2 separate regions of the Homo sapiens genome follow, and region 1 is linked to region 2. The links are chromatin contacts, found by Hi-C or POLR2A ChIA-PET in ENCODE. All regions are on one chromosome and are shown on one strand. Each heading gives the region's core, a stretch centred on a gene start or an enhancer-like site at or near the end of the contact. The rest is flanking DNA. Distances are from core to core; before and after follow the strand shown.

Region 1 (4,418 bases), core at 1,834-4,333, 140 kb after region 2:
GATGGATTGTTGGATGGATAGATGGATGGATGGATTGTTGGATGGATGGATGGATGGATTGTTGGATGGATGGATGGATGGATGGATGGATTGTTGGGTGTATGACTACATTGATGGATAGAGAGACGAATGAGTAAAATTGATGATGGATAGATGAATGAATGAAAGAATGGATAAGTAAATAGATGACTGTATGACAGGTGGGTAGATGGATGAATGAAAGATAAACACATGAACAAGTAAATTAATATAGTCCATCTAATCAGTTATCCAAAGAAAGAAAGATTCACAGTAAATAGCCTCCATCAGTTCACACGCTGGGGGTGAGGTCAGCTGGCACAGTACCTAGTACATGGGAGAGTGGTGAGGAGGTGACTGGAAGGGTGGAGTGCACTTGACCAGCCCATAGTCCATCACAGAGGGCTCCTGAGAGTGGCAGCAGTGAAGGCAGTGCCCTTGGGAGCAGAGAGAGCAAGAGCCTATAGTGAAGATGGTCCATCAGGCTTCAGCAGCCCAGAACCAAATTAGGGACAGTGGTCAGGGGTCAGGACATAGGCAGGCCAGGGCTGCAGAAGGAAGGGCACAGGTGCTGGAGCTGGGGGACACAGAGAGTTCACCGGTTGCTTCCTGGGCTGGGAAAGAGGCACAGGAGCTGGTGGAGGCTGGAGAGCCCAGTGGCCAGCACAAGAGGCCTGGGGTCAGTGGGAGAGAGGGCAGGTGGAGGTGCTGCCCATCCTTCTCTCCTGGGTTCAGGGAGCCCAAGAAGGAATGCGGTGACCACAGCTGGCTCCGTCCCTGCCTGCTGAGGTGCTGGGAGAGTGGCGGGAAGGGCTGACCCCAGCTGGTGTCACCAGCCAGCAGGTAGTAGCCCCTGGAACTCAGGGCTGCTCCTCTACCCACTCTGGGATGGGCCTTTCACATACATTTAGCTCTTAGAGCCACTCCATGAGACAGGCACTGCCACCCCCAAACTGAGGGTTGGTAGGTAGGTCACAAGCCAGGAAGTAGAGGAGCAGGGATTTTACCTGGCCTGCTCGCTGCAAAGCCCATGCTCTGCCAAGCTTCCTCATCACAGACAGCCAATGCTGTCTCCCAGTGGCTCATGTCTTACCCAGGGACCCAGCTAGGATAACAGATGAGCAGTGCCTGTCTTGATGTAGGGGGGACAAATTAGACCAGGGCTCCTGGAATCACTGGCCACCCAGGTTCCTCCTCAGGTCTCAATTTCTCCTGCCTGGCTCATGGTGAGAAGGATCTGACCAGTCCTAGCTCGGCGTCTTATTTAACCTGATATGTGCCTCATGCTCCAGGACCCCAGCTTGTAAACAAGACATCCATGGTTTGTGTCCAAGAAAAACATAAGGCTGCATCCCCGGCCACATGAGCCAAGAGACTCTGTTCAGTTTTGCACACACTGACTGACAGACCACGGTATGCCTTGCACCACCCTGGCTGCTGGGGTCCAAAGAGGGATCTGGTAGACCTGGGCTGGAATCTCAGCTTCACCATTTACCATCTGGGTGGCCAATGGAGTGTTACTTGGCCTCTCTGAGCCTCGGTTTTGCTCGTCTCTGAAACAGTAAGATACCTCCCTTTGGCTGTTGTGATGAGGATGAAGGTTAGCCTATGCCCAGTAGTATGCCTGTCCCTTCATCTATGCCTGCTCATCTCACTCTTGCTCTGGAAACACCCCTAGTAGAGGCGCAGAGGGGCAGGGCCCACCCCACCCACCAAAACGTGGTGCAGAATGAGGTCATTGCATCCACCAAGGTCAAGCAAAGGGCTATGCACACAGAGAAGAGAGAGAGAGATTAGTTTTGACCAAGGTGCAGAGAGGAGAAGAGGTAGTTAGCTGGACTTTGGAGAAGCAGGACATTGACAGACAGAAAAAGGGTTAGAGAAGGAGTCCCAGGAAGAGACCCAGTATATCCGGTGTGCTTGGCCTGGAGAGAATGCATATACAGTGCGCTTAGAAAAGGGAGAGTCATCTGGTGTGACTGGAGCCCTGGGGTGGTGGTCAGTGAGAGGAGCGGGCAGGAAGGGCAGCTGCGAAGGGCAGTTGGACCCAAGGAGAGAAGGCTTAGGGTTCAGGGTGAGCAGCCCAACTTTGCAGCGAGACTTGTGCTTCTCAAGCCATCTGAGCATCAGTGGACCCCACCGAGTGTGGTGCATGGGAGACACTACACGCTCCAGGGAACCAAGGGGACCTGTGTGGATGGAGGGGGTCACAGACAGATTTATGGAGGACATGGGGCCTGAACTAGCTGGATACAGGTAGATCAGTGGAGAGAAGGGAAGAGCGGAGGGGTGTGGCTGGAGGAGTGAAGGGAAGGGACACGGGCTTGGGGCACAGGAAGGGAGGGGCTGGCCTGGGCTGCTGATCCAGAGACAAGGAGATTAAGTCTGGATCAGAGAGGAACTAAGCTCTCGCTCCAGCTGCCAGGCCAGCTGCCCCAGAAGTACAGCCCTGAACCGCATCTTACCCGGGTGTCCACCCCTCCCCGCCTTGGAGCTAGGGATCTTGGCAGTGGAACCAACAGGTTCCTGAGGCTGGATCCCAACCTCTCCTGGAGGACGTGCTCTGGGACCCTAAGGGAGGTGCCTTGCCCAAGGTCACACAGGGAGCCTTTGTCCTAGGAAGGTCCCCTGACTCCCAGTCTGCACTCTCAGCCCCTCACCAGTGGCCCTGGTTCTACAAGGGAGGAAACTGAGGCTCAGGGCCATGGTGGGCTGGGCTGACAGTTCAGATTCATCACGCTCAACATTTACATCACAGCGTCTGCTCTCCTCAGGGTCCAACCTGGGTGCTGGGGGAAAGCACAGGAGAGGCATCCCCCGCTGCAGCCTGGGAGGGGGTGGGGCGTAAAGGAAATGGAGTTTGCAGCTTCCAGGGGGTGGACAGGAGGTCAGCACTGCTGCCAGGGCCCTTCCCACGGCCTCCCTGCCTCCTTCAAAGCACCTGAGGCATCGGCCACCGAGGCCCTCCCTCCACCCATTCCAGCTGGAATGGTCAACTTGCTGCTCACCAGACACGACATCCAGACCCAGGCTTGGGAGGTCAGTCGGCAAAGCTGCTGTGTGTGCCAGGCACTGTGCTACATACAGGGCTGGGGACGGCGCCAGGCCACAGGGGCCCAGAGGGAAGCTCTTCACAGCAGGTCTGGACCAGTTCCCCTGGTAGTGCCTGCCTGTTTCACCCCCAGCCCTCCACTTCCCTCTACTTGTCTCAAAACATTCAGAGGACACTGGTGGGATTTCACGAGCCCTGATTTCCCCAGCTCCTTCCCCATATCCCCCAGCCCTGCAACCTCCAGTGAAATCAATCCCCGTCCCCCAGGATCCGTTTCCCCTCCCTGAGCAGGAGGAGGTCCTCTGGAGTCTATCCTCCATCCCGCCAGGGATCCAGCAGAACATACCCAGGCCCTTCCCCAGGGGCTTTGGGCCCGAGGGAGGGCTGGGGGCCATAACTCTCCCTGGCATCTGGCAGAATCCAGTTCTTTCCGCTGCTGGGTGATGTCACCTATTGTTGAAGGCTATGCTTTTTATAGCTTCTGCCGCAGCTAGGGAGGGCGGCTGGCAGGCGGCAGGGAAGGGCGCTATCGGTTTCCAAGCCTCGTGCTCCCAGCCCTTCTCCTGGGGCCAGCAGCCGCGGAGAGAGAGAGAGGTTTCTGTCATCTTAAGGAGAGGGAGAGAGCGATCCCAGGAGAGAGGGAGGAGGGAGAAGAGGCAGGCGCCTCTTGCTGGTGGGCCGAGCTCCACATCTTTCCTTTGCCTTTTATTCAAGCTCTTCCATCCTGTGTCTGCTCTCCTCACCCTGTAGATGATGCCCCTCCCTGAGGAGCTGGGGGCGGGATGGACAGGATGTCAGCCCTGCTGGAAGCCACCCACCACCCTGCCTCCTGCACACCCCCACCTCCCGAGCTCCGGAACCAATACCTCTTGGAGCTGGAAGGGAGTGATGCACTTTTGTAGAAGGAAGGTAGCCCTGAGGGGCCAGTGCGCCGAGTGGGTCTTCACTAATGATTTAGCAGCCACAGAGAAAGCAGCAGTATGGCTCCCTGGCTAAGCAGCCAGGCTCAGGAGTCCCTTAGGCCTAGGTTCAAATCCTGGCTCTGCCACTTCCAGGCTCTGCGATCTAGGACTAGTTTCTTTTTTTTCTTTTTTTTCTTTTTTTTGAGAGACGGAGGCTCGCTCTGTCGCCCAGTCTGGAGTGCAGTGGCGCGATCTCCGCTCACTGCAAGCTTCACCTCCCGGGTTCAGGCCATTCTCCTGCCTCAGCCTCCTGAGAAGCTGGGACTACAGGCGCCTGCAACCACGCCCGGCTAATTTTTTTTTTTTTTTTTTTTTTTTTGAGACGGAGTTTCGCTCTGTCGCCCAGGCTGGAGTGCAGTGGCGCGATCTCGACTCACTGCAAGCTC
Region 2 (4,627 bases), core at 1,987-4,486:
AAGGCTGATAACACCAGGACCTACAGCACTCAGGCCCGAGATGTGAGGGTCGAAAGGACCCCCAAAGGCAGCTCCGCAGAGCACAAGGGCTTGGTGTGTGGAGTGGCTGAAGCCCAGTCACAAACTCAGGTGTGGTTGAGTTCCCACTTTATTTCCACAAAATCTTCTTTACTCCGCAGACAGTTCCTGCACTGGTAAGAAAGTCCACTTGGTTGTTGTTCGGGGTCTTCTCCCCCTCCCAGATCTCACCAGGACCTGACTCGTGACTGTGGCTGCCGAGGGACTCACTGCCCAAGCCCACGTGACCTTGTCATGGAGCCACCTCTGCAGAGCCCTGGCCACCTCCTAGAGTTCTCCTTGTGGGATCCCTGGGCCTCTTTTCCCTTCCTAGTGAGGAGGGGACTCACGAGAATCTTCCTCCCCCATCCCAGTCTGTCTTCTTTCCTGTCATAATCAGTTCCCTTCCAGCCTCACTCAAGGACTCAGCATAACCACTCCCTTTCACAGGCTTCCAGCTTTGGGAAAAGGAAAGTCAAAAGGTAGAGATGGCTATTGCTGGCAACTTCTGCTTTGGTTTGGCCATAAATGTCCCCTCGGGTAAGAAAATGTGAAGCCTACTTGCCTCTGCCAGGAGGCCATGGGAATACACAGCTCAACAAATGACCCTGCCCTGCCTGCACTTTCCCCCAACAGAGGAAAGGGATTCATAGAGGATCACATTATAGAGCTGAATCTTGAACACAACCTTGGAAGGGTTAAGGTTCAGGGGCCAATCTATCCAAGGTCATAGCAGAGCTGAGGTTCTGGTGCCAATCTATTCAAGGTCATAGCAGAGCTGAGGTTCTGGTGCCAATCTATTCAAGGTCATAGCAGAGCTGAGGTTCAGTGGCCAATGTATTCAAGGTCATAACAAGGCTGAGGTTAAGGGGTCAATCTATCCAAAGTCATAACAAGGTCAAGGTTCAGCGGCCAGTCTATCCAAGGTCATGGCAGAGCTGAGGTTCAGGGGCCAGTCTATCCAAGGTCATACATCTGGAAAATGGCAGTGCAGGGATGGAAACCTAAGTATGCCTTGGGTATACCCAGCTTCACAAAGGGAAGGGCAGCATCCTAACCAGAGCAGCAGTGAGGCCTCACTACAGGCCAGACACTGTGCTAAGCACTTTATATGTAACCATTCCATTCATTATCCCTTTGAAGCACAGAGAGGTTAAGTAAATGCCCAAGGTCACAGAGCTGCAAGGTGGCAATGCCAGGACGTAAACCCAGGCAGCCTGACATCAGTTTGCACCACGCTAACTGGGACTCCACAGCCTTAGTCATGGTCCTTTAGGAGTTAGGGAAGAGGGGGTGCAGCAAATGACAGGCATGAGAGTTGCCAGCATTACACAGCATGAGGTCCTGGTCATAGTCCACACCTCCCAGGTAATATATTACGTCTGTCCAGTTAGACTTCGGAAGGCCACAACACACACCTTAAGGTAAATGAAGGGCACTGGGCACTGTGATAGGCCTTTGGGGCACAGTTAGGGGATCCCTTAACCCAATGGCAGGCAGGGCAGCCTGGCAGTGGAATGGCAGGGAGGGTGGGTGCGGGCAGAGAGGCTTCAGTAGGGCTGAGTCAGTGAGCTGGGCCAGCCTGGCGGAGGGCAGATAAGAAGTTGACAGGTGAGGTTGGTGTTCTGACCCGCTGCAGGACTACACAGCGGGGCTGGTGAGCCCCCAAGGCATCAAACATCTCTACATCCAAGCCCAGCTTCTCCGGAAGCTGTCTGCTGCTGCCCCTGCCTGGCAGGCCCAGGGGTCCTGCTGGAACCCTGAATGGCTGGGAAGGTGGGGTTGGAGAGGAGAGCAAAAACTCCCTTCCCCCTCACCATTTTTTTTTTAAGACAGGGTCTCGCTTTGTTAACCAGGCTGGAGTGCAGTGGCACAATCACAGCTCACTGCAGCCTCAGTGACCTCCCATGATTAAGAAATCCTCCTTCCTGCCTCAGCCTCCTGAGCAGCTGGGACCACAGGCATGCGTCACCATTCCCCCAGGTAACTTATTATTTTTTGTAGAAATGAGATCTTACGTTGTTGCTCGGGCTGGTTTCAAATTCCTGGGCTCAAGCAAGTCTCTCACCCCAGTCTCTCAAAGTGCTGGGATTACAAGCATGAGCCACCGCACTGGCCTCTCTCCCCCTTGACTCCAGACAGATGTGGTCTGCGATATAATAGGGGAGTGTGGACACGGGGTCACCCACCTCCTTTCTAGGCCTTTGTGGAGGCTGCAGGAGAGGTGCAAGGAGCCAGGTGGATCTCAGGGCAAGCCAAAGCCCTGCCTTGACTGGCTGGGTAACATTGGCCAAGTTACTTCCCCTCTCTGGCCTCAGTTCCTTCATCTCCAGGTCTTAGTACACACCGCGGGGAGGTGTTGTGAGAAATAAAATGCGATAGTGGGTGAAGAGGTGACCCACGCCGGCCACGCAGGAATGAGCGTGTCTGTCTTTCCCTACTTTACCATCTTCAGTTTTAGTCAGTAAATATGTTCGGAGATCCTACCACGCGCTAGGCGCCGTTCTTCCTGCTTGGGAGGGGTAAATACCTAGAAATGCGCGAAGTGTGGCTGGGCGTTGCCAGGAGAGCGGCCGGCACCCCACGGGGGCAGGGAGCAGACCTGACTCAGTGGCGTCAGTGCTACTTCAAAGCGGCAGCGCATTTCATTAAAAATCTGATGTAGAAATTACCCTGGGCTTTGTTTTGCAAAGAGCATTTGCATAAGAAAAAATAATCAGCCGGTTAATTCCCCCGTCCACTGGCAGGAAGAGAGACAGCCTTCAGAGAGTTTGGGACTCTCTCATTCCCGGAGAATTAAAAGCCTCCGAGACATCCATTTTAGAAGTTCTGGTCAATCGTTCTTAAAGTGCGGTCAGAAGACCCCTTGCGTCTGAATGGTTTGGAGCACTCATACAAGCAGAATCCCTGCCCCAGTCTTGAGTCTGGGAACGGAGAAGGGAGCGTCAGCGGGGTGGTGAGGGGGTAGCGGGGAGGGCGAAGTTGACCGTGCCAAGCCGGCCCGCTGGAAGAGCTGCAGGGACCAGACGGGGAGCAGACGGAACAAGCGTGCTGATGGTAAGAGGCCCCCAGACTTTTTCTTTCCCTAACCCTTTCCCTGTCTGGGCCTCCGTTTCCGGTTTTCCGGTTGGTGCAGTGCTCTCTGGGGTTCTCCCAGGGGGACTGTCGGTGAGGCTGCGGCGCCCGAGACCGCTCCACGTGCAGCTCCACGGCGTGCCCACCAGGGGGCGCGGCCCGCATCCTTCCTCGGAGCTGCGGCGCTCCAGGACCAGCAGGTCTCCCGCAAACGCGCGCGCACGGAGAGCACAAGGCGTGTGGCTCTTGGCATGTGTGCCGGTTGGGGTCCTCTGGTAAGCAGACGCTGAGATGGCGTTAGGAGTGCAAGAAGTTTGTTGGGGATTTAAACCTGTGTAAGGACGACTGGCGGGGAGAGCCTCAGACGGCAATGCAGATCTGACCAAGTCTCTGCCAGCCCAGCAGGGAGATCCCGGTGGAGACTGCCGATTTGAAGAGTCCCGCAATGGGATGACGTGGCCGGGCACTTGCACCCGTGCAGTGCTCAGGCATTGGCTGGGGGCTGCCTGGGAAGATCCGGATATTGAATGTGAAAGACAGGAGGTGCTGGAGGCTGCTAACTGTGCTCCCTACAGCTGGTCTGCAAGTTCATTCATTGTTTTCTTCCTTTCTTTCTCTTTCTTTTTTCTTTTTCGTTCTTTTTTTTCTTTTTCTTTCTTTCTTTATTTTTTTTTTTCTTCTGAGACAGGTTCTCGCTCTGTCACCCAGGCTGGAGTGCAGTGGTGCAATCATGGCTCACTGCAGCCTCAAACTCCTGGGCTCAAGCGATCCTCCCACCCCAGTGTCTGGAGTAGCTGGGACTACAGGTGCATGCCACCATGCCCAGCTAATTAAAGACAATTTTTTTTGTAGAAACGGGGTCTCAATATATTGCCCAGGCTGGTCCTGAACTCCTGGCCTCAAGTGATCTTCCTGCCTCCGTTTCCCAAAGTGTTAGGATGACAGGCCTGAGCCACCGCGCCCAGCCTGCAGGTTCTTTCTTGAAGGGAAACACCAGCAGCCGGCAGTGTGCAGCCTCCTGTCTCTCTAAGCACTGTCCTCCACATACAACCCATCTTCCTCCTCTCTGCTCCTTGCTGGTCAGGGCCGCTCTCCAGCTGTGCTCCCTAGACTCCTGCCTTTCAGGGCCAGCTTTCAGGACCTTGAGGGCAGGGTGCTAGGCATAAGCCAGTGATCTTACTAGTGGATTCTGTACGAGGGAAAAGCCTGCACAACCCGAGGGGACCAGAGGAAGCAGAACCGCAGCTCTCCTCACGATCTTGTGGGGACTTGTGCAAATTAGCACCACTCTTCTGGGTTTCCCATGGCACAGCCCGGGTAATTTTCCCTAGCGCCTCCAGGGATAGGATCCAAAATGGGAATTTAGGAGGGGCCATATTTCCCCCAAAGGAATGGCACACAGAGAGCATAGAGCTCTGGTGGTTGTTGAGGGATTTATGTTCCCTCCACCCCGCGTCCCCCAGGCTCCCAGCACAACTTTGCCTCTCAATACTGG

The links. Hi-C counts contacts between places; a loop is a spot of excess contacts on that map. ChIA-PET counts read pairs that join two places held with the same protein, here RNA polymerase II (POLR2A). Pooled maps may share reads with other maps.
Region 1: a pooled map shows a loop between it and region 2 (2.1-fold over the local background). The contact joins two enhancer-like sites. A Hi-C loop is called at or near these places in 2 of 50 pooled maps. POLR2A ChIA-PET finds 5 or more read pairs at or near these places in 4 of 52 experiments (AG04449, AG04450, HEK293 and 1 more).

The regions. Positions count from the first base shown.
Region 1 is chr15:68,697,153-68,701,570 of GRCh38, forward strand. The region is part of intron 3 of CORO2B (coronin 2B); the gene reads left to right. Among named protein-coding and RNA genes, the nearest start is that of MIR4312, 100 kb to the right of the region's middle. RefSeq lists an enhancer at 3,477-3,664. Within about 2 kb of position 3,084, at least 14 of the 41 ENCODE cell types and tissues checked have a DNase peak (open chromatin) inside an H3K27ac peak, as active enhancers do.
Region 2 is chr15:68,556,500-68,561,126 of GRCh38, forward strand. It overlaps a transcript of CORO2B not described here. Among named protein-coding and RNA genes, the nearest start is that of CORO2B, 20 kb to the right of the region's middle. Within about 2 kb of position 3,237, at least 6 of the 41 ENCODE cell types and tissues checked have a DNase peak (open chromatin) inside an H3K27ac peak, as active enhancers do.